Linked DNA regions of Mus musculus: region 2 is linked to region 1. The links are chromatin contacts, found by Hi-C or POLR2A ChIA-PET in ENCODE. All regions are on one chromosome and are shown on one strand. Each heading gives the region's core, a stretch centred on a gene start or an enhancer-like site at or near the end of the contact. The rest is flanking DNA. Distances are from core to core; before and after follow the strand shown.

Evidence for each region. A loop is a pair of places that touch in the nucleus more often than their neighbours do. ChIA-PET counts read pairs that join two places held with the same protein, here RNA polymerase II (POLR2A).
Region 2: POLR2A ChIA-PET joins it to region 1 with 10 read pairs in embryonic stem cell. The contact joins the enhancer-like site here to the promoter of Mrps28 in region 1. A Hi-C loop is called at or near these places in 3 of 37 maps with a recorded cell type or tissue (T-helper 17 cell, T-helper 2 cell and gastrocnemius). POLR2A ChIA-PET finds 5 or more read pairs at or near these places in 2 of 5 experiments (both embryonic stem cell).

What each region holds. Positions count from the first base shown.
Region 1 is chr3:8,921,801-8,925,950 of GRCm38, reverse strand. Mrps28 (mitochondrial ribosomal protein S28) reads left to right here and starts at 2,094. Exons shown (of 3, transcript NM_025434.3): 1 at 2,094-2,364. The coding sequence starts at 2,155. It overlaps Gm52601 (a long non-coding RNA gene), which reads left to right and starts at 2,379. Exons shown (of 2, transcript XR_003954436.1): 1 at 2,379-2,477; 2 at 3,568-4,150.
Region 2 is chr3:8,682,879-8,687,028 of GRCm38, reverse strand. The region is part of intron 3 of Gm32561 (predicted gene, 32561); the gene reads left to right. Among named protein-coding and RNA genes, the nearest start is that of Gm32561, 8.0 kb to the left of the region's middle. Within about 2 kb of position 1,713, at least 1 of the 3 ENCODE cell types and tissues checked has a DNase peak (open chromatin) inside an H3K27ac peak, as active enhancers do.

The DNA of each region.
Region 1 (4,150 bases), core at 845-3,344:
GCCATGCTGGTTGTTATTCGAGTTCACAGGGTTCACAGCTGATGATTTCAGCCCACACAGCATGTCCTAGTACACTGAGAGTACCAACCAAGTTTTGTGGGCCAACTTGGTTTCTTCATAGTCTGTGACCAGAATGTATAGTGTCTTCAGCAGAGTTTTACTGCCCTGTCCTGATATGCAAACAAGTGCAGGGACAGTTGTCTGTATTGTGCCAGGTGTCTCCAGGAAAACCCTGACCATCAGCTTGAGGGGAGGTGTCCCAAACCTGGTGTTAGGCTTTTTATTGACAACCTATGGCTTCTCAGATGAGCACAATCCACTGTATAAAGAAATTCCAATTAAAATGGTTTGCTATGAATCTCCACTCTCTCCTTCCTCCCTCCTCCTTCCTCTCTCCTCTTCTTCTCTTAAGTAATTTTGAGACAGGATTTTGCTGTATAGCCCTGGCTGGCCTTGAAGATGCTCTGTAGACCAGGCTGGCTTCAAACTCCGAGACATTCCTCTGCCTCTTCCTCTTGAGGGATAGAATTCAAGTTGTATATCACCACTGCCCTGTGAATCCTCACTTTTCTAATTTCATTTGATACTTCTTAAGTTGGGAGCTTCAAGACGAGTCCACTGAGCGTACATATATCACTAGGAAGACTAAGAGCCCCTCCCCATGGCGCTGCCTGGCTTTCAGGGTTATTCACTAGCTTAGGCAACACGAATATAACATGTCTGTTGGATTTAAAGATGGGACTTCATTTGTTCTGTTCATCCAGATGGAGGGTTTATCCTGAAGATTGAACCTAGGGCCTTGCCATGCCAGACAAGCACTGGAAGTGATACAGTTTAAGTTTGCAAAGCAGTTCTTTAAACTTGGCACTGCTGAGCAGCTTGCTTTCCCAAGCAGAAAAACCAAATCTGCACGGGGATACTGGATTGCCCAGGATGAAAGTTCCTTACTTGAGACTGCTGAGGGCTCTTAAAGGGAGCTCTACAATTTGCTACACTGTTTCCGAAAGGAACTGAAAGTGGTAGTAGCCATAGAGATTGACATTTTCGACAAGAATCCACTTAAGTGTCAGCAGAAATGAGCGTATGCAGAATGAGATCTCACTTGAAGCGGAATCTACTTTTCAGGCTCCTACTGAATTTGTGAGATACTCCCTACAGTGACTAGTAATGCGGAGTGGTAAGTTATCCACAAAACTATGCATCATTCTAAGGTCAAAATAGACCTGCAGCATTGAGGAAGACTTACACTAAGAGTCAAAGACATAAAAGAGGTTCTGTCCTGGCCCTGGTAGTGACAGTACTTGTAAAGTCCCATCATTCAGGGAGAAGCAGGAGGGTCAGATGATGAGGGTCACCCTCAACTACGCAGTGAGCTCAAGGCCAGTATGGGTTACATGAGACCTCGATAAGGGGAAAAAAGATATTTATGTACAAATGACATAGAAAACTGACACCCGCCCTTGGATTTAGTAATCTGTAGGTTAACATTACATTGATTAGACTAGTGGTCCACTTAAAAGGCAAACACTTTTGCAACTAGGTTCGATTCTTAAGTGGATGGACAAATTCTGGGGATTTACACTGGGGAGAAACAAACAATATCAAGTGTTTGGGTATGGGAGCGTGGAAGTGCTACGCCTGAGCATATTTCTGAAGCTTAATTCACAGGAAATGATGGTAGCTAGCTAGGATAAAACTTCTGTTGGGTTTTGTAATGCATGTGACTGGCAACAGAAGTGGCCAAGGACAGACCTACCATCAGTTTTAGGAACAACTTTGTGCCCATTTGCAAAGGCAATCTCTCCTTCCTTCCTGGAGTTTACAAAACTGGAGGGTGAACACTAAGAATTATTTCAAATCTAAAGCATGACGCATTCGAAAGTGCTGAGTAACGAAGGCACAGGAGGTGCTGGTGAGCATAGGGCTTCCAACTCTAACAGGATAACGAAGGAGACCTCTGAAGACCGTGTAGTACAGCAGCTGTAGCGTCACCCCGTCCCTCAGGAGGCATGCGCTCTCTGGCGTCCGCGGGAGGCAAGCTTTAAACTACCGGACTAGTAGGCTCGCCTGGGATTAAGGCGGTAGGCGGGGCTCTCCTCGGCCCGCCCCCTGACCTGCAAGCGTGCAGAAGAGGTCAGAGGTCGCGCAGGCGTCATGGCGGCGCTGTGTAGGTCCCACGCCGGGACTGCTGGGAGCCGTTTCTTGAGAGCGCTTGTCTTCTCCAAGCCTTTGCGAAATGCAAGCACGGAGAGTGGTTCCGAGAGCGCAACCCACGACTCCTCCGCTCCTCGGGCGCGTTCAGGCGGCTTCGCGAGCGCTCTGGAGCGACACTCGGACTTGCAGCGGAAGGCGGAGCTCCGACTGGTAAGCAGGCCTCGCGGCGCCACGTCCGCACGCCGGGCCGAGCGTGGGGAGGGGCTAAGCCCGGGACGCTGGGAGGAGCCGGCGTGGTGGGGCGGGAGCCCGTCGGTGTTGGGGTGGGGCTCAGGCGGCGACTCCAGGGAGGGGCCAGCGTGGGTTGGGGGTGAATTCTGTCCTTCTTGTCATGGGCTATGCCGGTGACTTAGGGATGAGGAGAGGAGCGACTGGAGCGGCGGGGGTAGCTTTCTACCCTTGACCTGCAGCAGAGCGTGTGATTAATATTTTCTTCCTTTTCCATGGCTTTTACGCTCCTGTGGGTTCTCTCTGCATACCTTTGTGACACATTCTGGGCCAGGTATCCATCGGGTTTGTGGGGCGACCCGTCAGACTTGGAGGAAAACGACTCCAGGTCTTAGCCTTGCCACAAGGCGGCTCGAGGCCTGTCACAAGCATCTTAATTGAATTGACACTTAAAGCTATTGTGAACTGGGCGTATGATTTAAACTGTCAGTGTTTCACTTTCCTTTATTGCAAGTGACCTTTTATTTTAAAAATATAGTTTTTTCCCCCTTTGTGTAAAACATTGTAAAATAATTTAGATACATGAAGTAGTGCAAATACAAAAGGCTGGGATTTTTAAAAATTCTGAGACTCGGGTATACATGAGGTTGGGTTATATAAGAAAAATCTGAATTTCCAGTTTTTGTTCTCTAGTGGGTATTGCTGAACAGTACACATGTAGCTATTTCTCAGGATTGTAGGGTCATCTTAGTTTTGAGTGCCAAAACTTTTCTTTGATCTAGTGATGGGAAGGACCCCAGGACATAGTTTTGAGATTTTTGCCACATGTAGTGGCTTAAAACACAAATTTTTACTTATAGGGCACTAGGAGTTCTTTTAAAATAAGAAAATGAAAATATAAAAAGATAACAAAAACTTAACATATTAGAATTGGACAAAACAAATAGAATTTAAAGAGCTCAAGAGAGGTGGAGGAAATACAGGCACTTGTGCACACACTCAGGAGTCCCATAGAAGCTGGAAGCCGCGACACACTTTAGAGGACCTGGGGTAGGCCTGGTGCAAGCCCTGTGAGTGCTTTCCAGTCTCTGCCAGCTTTGTTCATGTTGATTTAGAGAGCCTTGTTCTCTTGGTGTCTTCCACAACCTTTTGGCTCTTATACCATTCCCATCTCCTCTTCTTTAGGGCTCACACTGAGTGGAGGGATATGATGGAGACATCCCTGTTAGGACAGGATGTTCCACCTCTGAATACTGTCTGGCTGAGGGCGTCTGTATGAGTTCCCAACTGCTGCAGGAGGAAGCTTCTCTGATGATGACTGAGCAAGACACTGATCTATGAGCATACAGAATCGTATTAAGAATAATTTTATTGGTACATTGTTTTTCTTTTTTAAGAACAGTAGTATTTGGATTTACCCGAGGTCCCTCAAGCAGTGTTCGGAATGGGTTTCATAAGTCAAACCAGATATTGGTTGGTTACTCCACAAGCTTTGTAATACCAGCATATCTTGCAGACAGGACACCATTTTAGATCAAAGGGTTTGTGGCTGGGTTGGTGTTTATATTTCTCTTTTAGAAGCCTGTAGACTAACTTTAAAACATAAGGGTGAAGACTTTATTTAGGCACCGGCCACGTTCAGTGTTCTCCATGTTCAATAAGTAGGTGTTGTCTTCAGCAGTGGGCCTTGCTGTCAGTTTGTGGAGAGCAGCCTACAGTTTTGGCAACAGCTTCAGTTGCTTGAGGCTTCTCGTGGATCCCTTTGGCT
Region 2 (4,150 bases), core at 464-2,963, 240 kb after region 1:
TGCCCTTGATCTTTAGGACAGATTCTCTTCAAGATTCTCATGTGTTCAGTCTGCCCACACCTGTGTCTATGTCCCATGCTACAGTTGTGCATACGCTATCCCATTCTGTATTATAGACCTGTGGGTCTCTTGAATACCTTGTGATCTGTTTTGATAATGCCTTTTCTCTCCTCCTGGCCAATGGTTATCTACCATTTAAAAAGTGTTAGGAGAACCATCCTTTCTCTAGGAAGCCTTTTCAAGTTTCCTGCCTGGATCTTGGGTTGTAGTTCAGTTGGAGTAGCCATTGCTTGATATCCAGGAACCCTGAGATGAATCACCAGATGTAGCATAAACAGATGTGGGAGCTTCTGCCTGTAACCCCAGTAATCAGATATTGAAGCAATGGACGCAGAAGTTGCTGATCATCCTCAGACTTGGCTACACAAAAAGGTAAAGGCCAGCCTGAACTACAGGAGATCCTATAAAAATCCCCCCTAGATCCAGTTTTCCTTCTGGGGTCTTCTCACCACCCTAAGATGTCCAAGTCTCAGACAATTGTTTTGTTTGTTTGTGACGGTCTCATGTAGTCCAAGCTGCCCTCAAACTCTGTGTAGCAAGGATGACCTTTGATTTATGATCCTCCTGCCTCCATTTCTCCAGTACCGACACTGCCAGCAGACAGCAAGTACCCCCATGCTGGGAATCCAACCCAGGGCTACACCTGCTAGGCAAGGACTCTACCAACTGAGCTACATTCCTGTCCCTGGAAGTCATTCTTGAGGGCTGGGGAACTTTCTCTTTTCTTAGATCTGTAAGCTATTTAGAGCTAGGTTCTAGATGGTCTACCTTTGCACACCCAATTCAGTGCCGGGCTCACTCGGCACCTTTGTGGATCTCACTTGGCTGAAACTACTCTCTATTGCTCTACAAGCCAGCCTCTTTTGATGCAAACACCTCTAATGCCACCACATACAAGCTTGTAGGATGAATCCTCATATATGTGACTTTTCTCTTATTTTTAAGGGTGCTAGATACTATATAGTATCTTCAAAGCAGAGACTTTCACTGTGGAATCAGAGCATATCCAGATCTTGAAATGCAATAATAAGACGGGACACACAGAAAGCCCTACAATGGCAAGTTCAATGCTATCCTCTCTGTCTTCTCTATCCTTTCTGGGGGCTCAGCGCCAAGGTTCAAAGTCAGTAACTGTGGTCCGAGGACTAGAGAGCCCTGAACAAACATGACTCCTACATTTCACATTTCTTCTCCTTTCCTGTTGAATAATACATGCTTGTTTTATTCAGATTGTGAAAAACAATTTTAATGAACAGACTAAATACCTGTCTTTCTATTCCCCTAATCTTTAAAAGATTCACACGGAACACAGTTATGAGTCAGGTTAGAGGAAGATTAAGATAACTTCTCTTGACCAGTCTCCCCCACTCCCCCCCCCGCCTCCTCCCCCCTTCCCTCTTCCACTGGTCGGGTCACCTCAGCTTTTAGCGGCTGCTTGCAGGGACCTTTGTCATCATTCTTGTCTAACCCCTTCTGAGCTAGAGTCCTGCCTGCCCGACTCCCAACAGGAAGCGATCTTTCTGCTTTCAGGCAAGCCACACGCCTTCCAGCCAGCCAGCAGCTCCAACTAATTAGCACACGTGATGGGAATTGGAAACAAAGTCGCCAACAATAGGAGCGTGGGAACCCCGGCCGCGCCACAGTTCCACCTCCCCTCCCCCATCCTCTCTGCGCAGAACCAGGGGCCTCCAGGGCGGTGTCCCTGCAGAGGGTCTTCCCTCAGTCTAGGCTTGTGACGGCCAGAGCTCTTGCACGATCCAGCAGCAGGAGGTCAGTGTTGATCAGAGCCAGAGAAGAACAACTGTTACCAAATATCCTTGAGGCAGGTCAGTGTCCTGAAGGTTTAGTGACTCTGCTTTGGTGATGACAAAGAGACCAGCTCATTGTGCTAAGCAGAGGAGGGGTACTGCCCTGTCCCTATCCTGTGGAACTAGACTCAACCCAGTAGCCCCTAACCTGGGCACTGCTCACCAGGGCCTCTGTCCTGGGAGCCCATCAGCTGTCTGAAAGCAACTCTAGGCACTTGACACTCAGTGTTCTCCTATGTCAAGGTCACCCTGGATGGAGGCTAATGGAAACTCAGCTTTACTTTCCAGTACAGGACACCGATGACTTTAAAACCTCCAGCTTTATTGAGATACAATTCATATTCAATTCACTCACTTAAAATATGTGATTGGATCAATTTTAGTGGTTTCCTACGTATGCACAACTACCTACTAGTGTTAGGTAATGGTAGAATATTTTCATTTTCTTTTCTTTTTTTTATTGAAACTTTTTTTAATTAGGTATTTTCTTCATTTACATTTCCAATGCTATCCCCCCACTCCCCTACCCACCCACTCCCACTTCTTGGCCCTGGTGTTCGCCTGTACTGAGGCATATAAAGTTTGCAAGACCAATGGGCCTCTCTTTCCACTGATGGCAAAATCTTGGTTGGTGGCATAGCTCAGTAACACAAGTGTGGGAGACCCTAGGTTCAATCTCCAATAGTGTGGCATGCATGCACACACCCACATACGCACAAATCTCCAATACTGTAACACACACACACACACACAGGTACACACACACACACACACACACACACACACACACACCTGGTACCTCCAGCTAGCTCTTCCTATTTCTAGTTGTCTTGCAGACTGACCACAGAACTTTATGTCATCTTTGTGTTGGTTTCATTCACTTACCGGGTTCTTCAGGGTACCTCTGGGTTCTGATGCAAATCAGCACTTTTTTTTCCCCATTCCAAAAACATTTTCCTACATTTTCTACTACAATACTATTATACTGCAGGGATTTAAATCACATTTGGTTGATGGGTACTGGAATTGTTCCCACAATGTGGCCATGTTAAGAAGTTCACTTGGACTTCCTGACATGCCTTCTCATGGGTAGATAACCAGAAGTGAAGTTGCTGGTTTGGAGGTAAATTTGTGTCTGGCTTTCTTTGTTTTGTTTTGTTTTGTTTTGTTTGTTTGTTTTGTTTTTTCAGGACAGGGCTTCTCTGTGTAGCCCTGGCTATCCTGGAACTCACTCTGTAGACCAGGCTGGCCTCGAACTCATAAATTTGCCTGCCTCTGCCTCCCAAGTGCTGGGATTAAAGGCGTGGGCCACCATGCCTGGCTATGTGTAGCTTCCAATGGCTCAGGGTTCTGAACCACAGTCCATGCTAGTCTGTTTTCTTTTCTCCAGATCCTCATCAGCACTGGCTGTTGACTGTCCCTCTGACTACAGCCACCCTACAACAAATATATGAAGTGATTTCTCAATTATAAAATTTTAAAAATTGGATCAGCCCTAAACTCTTTCTGGTGTGAATTTCTGAGGCCTTTCTGGAAATAAGACCTGTGAATTGCACTGTATATTCTAAAAGGGTCATGAGTGGCAACTTACTATAGCAGCTGCTAAAAGCATCAGTATCATTATTTGGGGGGCTGGGGACTGAAATAGTTAATTATTTACTAATGTATTTCTAGCTAATGTATGGAGTTGGACAAAAAGGCCCATATTAGGGACCAACTGCATTTGATATTCTTCCTTCCTACCTCCAGGCCCCAGTGTGTAGTAGGCAAGTTGTTCCTGTGTTTTGTGTGATTAAAAATGACCCTATGAAATTCTAGACCATCAGCTGGCAGTAAATCCCTACCTGCATTGTGTTGTCCACACACAGACGTTTTCTGAAACCAGGCACTTTAATCAGGGTTAAACTTTATTAGCTATGACTATAAAATTGCATTGAGGAGCTTCTCTCTCTCTCTTCTTCCTTCCTTCCTTCCTTCCTTCCTTCCTTCCTTCCTTCCTTCCTTCCTTTCTTTCTTTCTTTCTTTCTTTCTTTCTTTCTTTCTTTCTTTCTTTCTTTCTTTCTTTCTTTCTCTTTTTTCTCTCTCTCCTTTCTTTCTTTCTTTCTTTCTTTCTTTCTTTCTCTCTCTCTCTTTCTCTCTTTCTCTCTTTCTCTCTTTCTCTCTTTCTCTCTTTCTCTCTCTCTCTCTCTTCTTTCTTCCTTTCTTTCTTTCTCTCTCTCTTTCTCGCTTTCTTTCTTTCTTTCTTTCTTTCTTTCTTTCTTTCTTTCTCTCTTTCTCTCTCT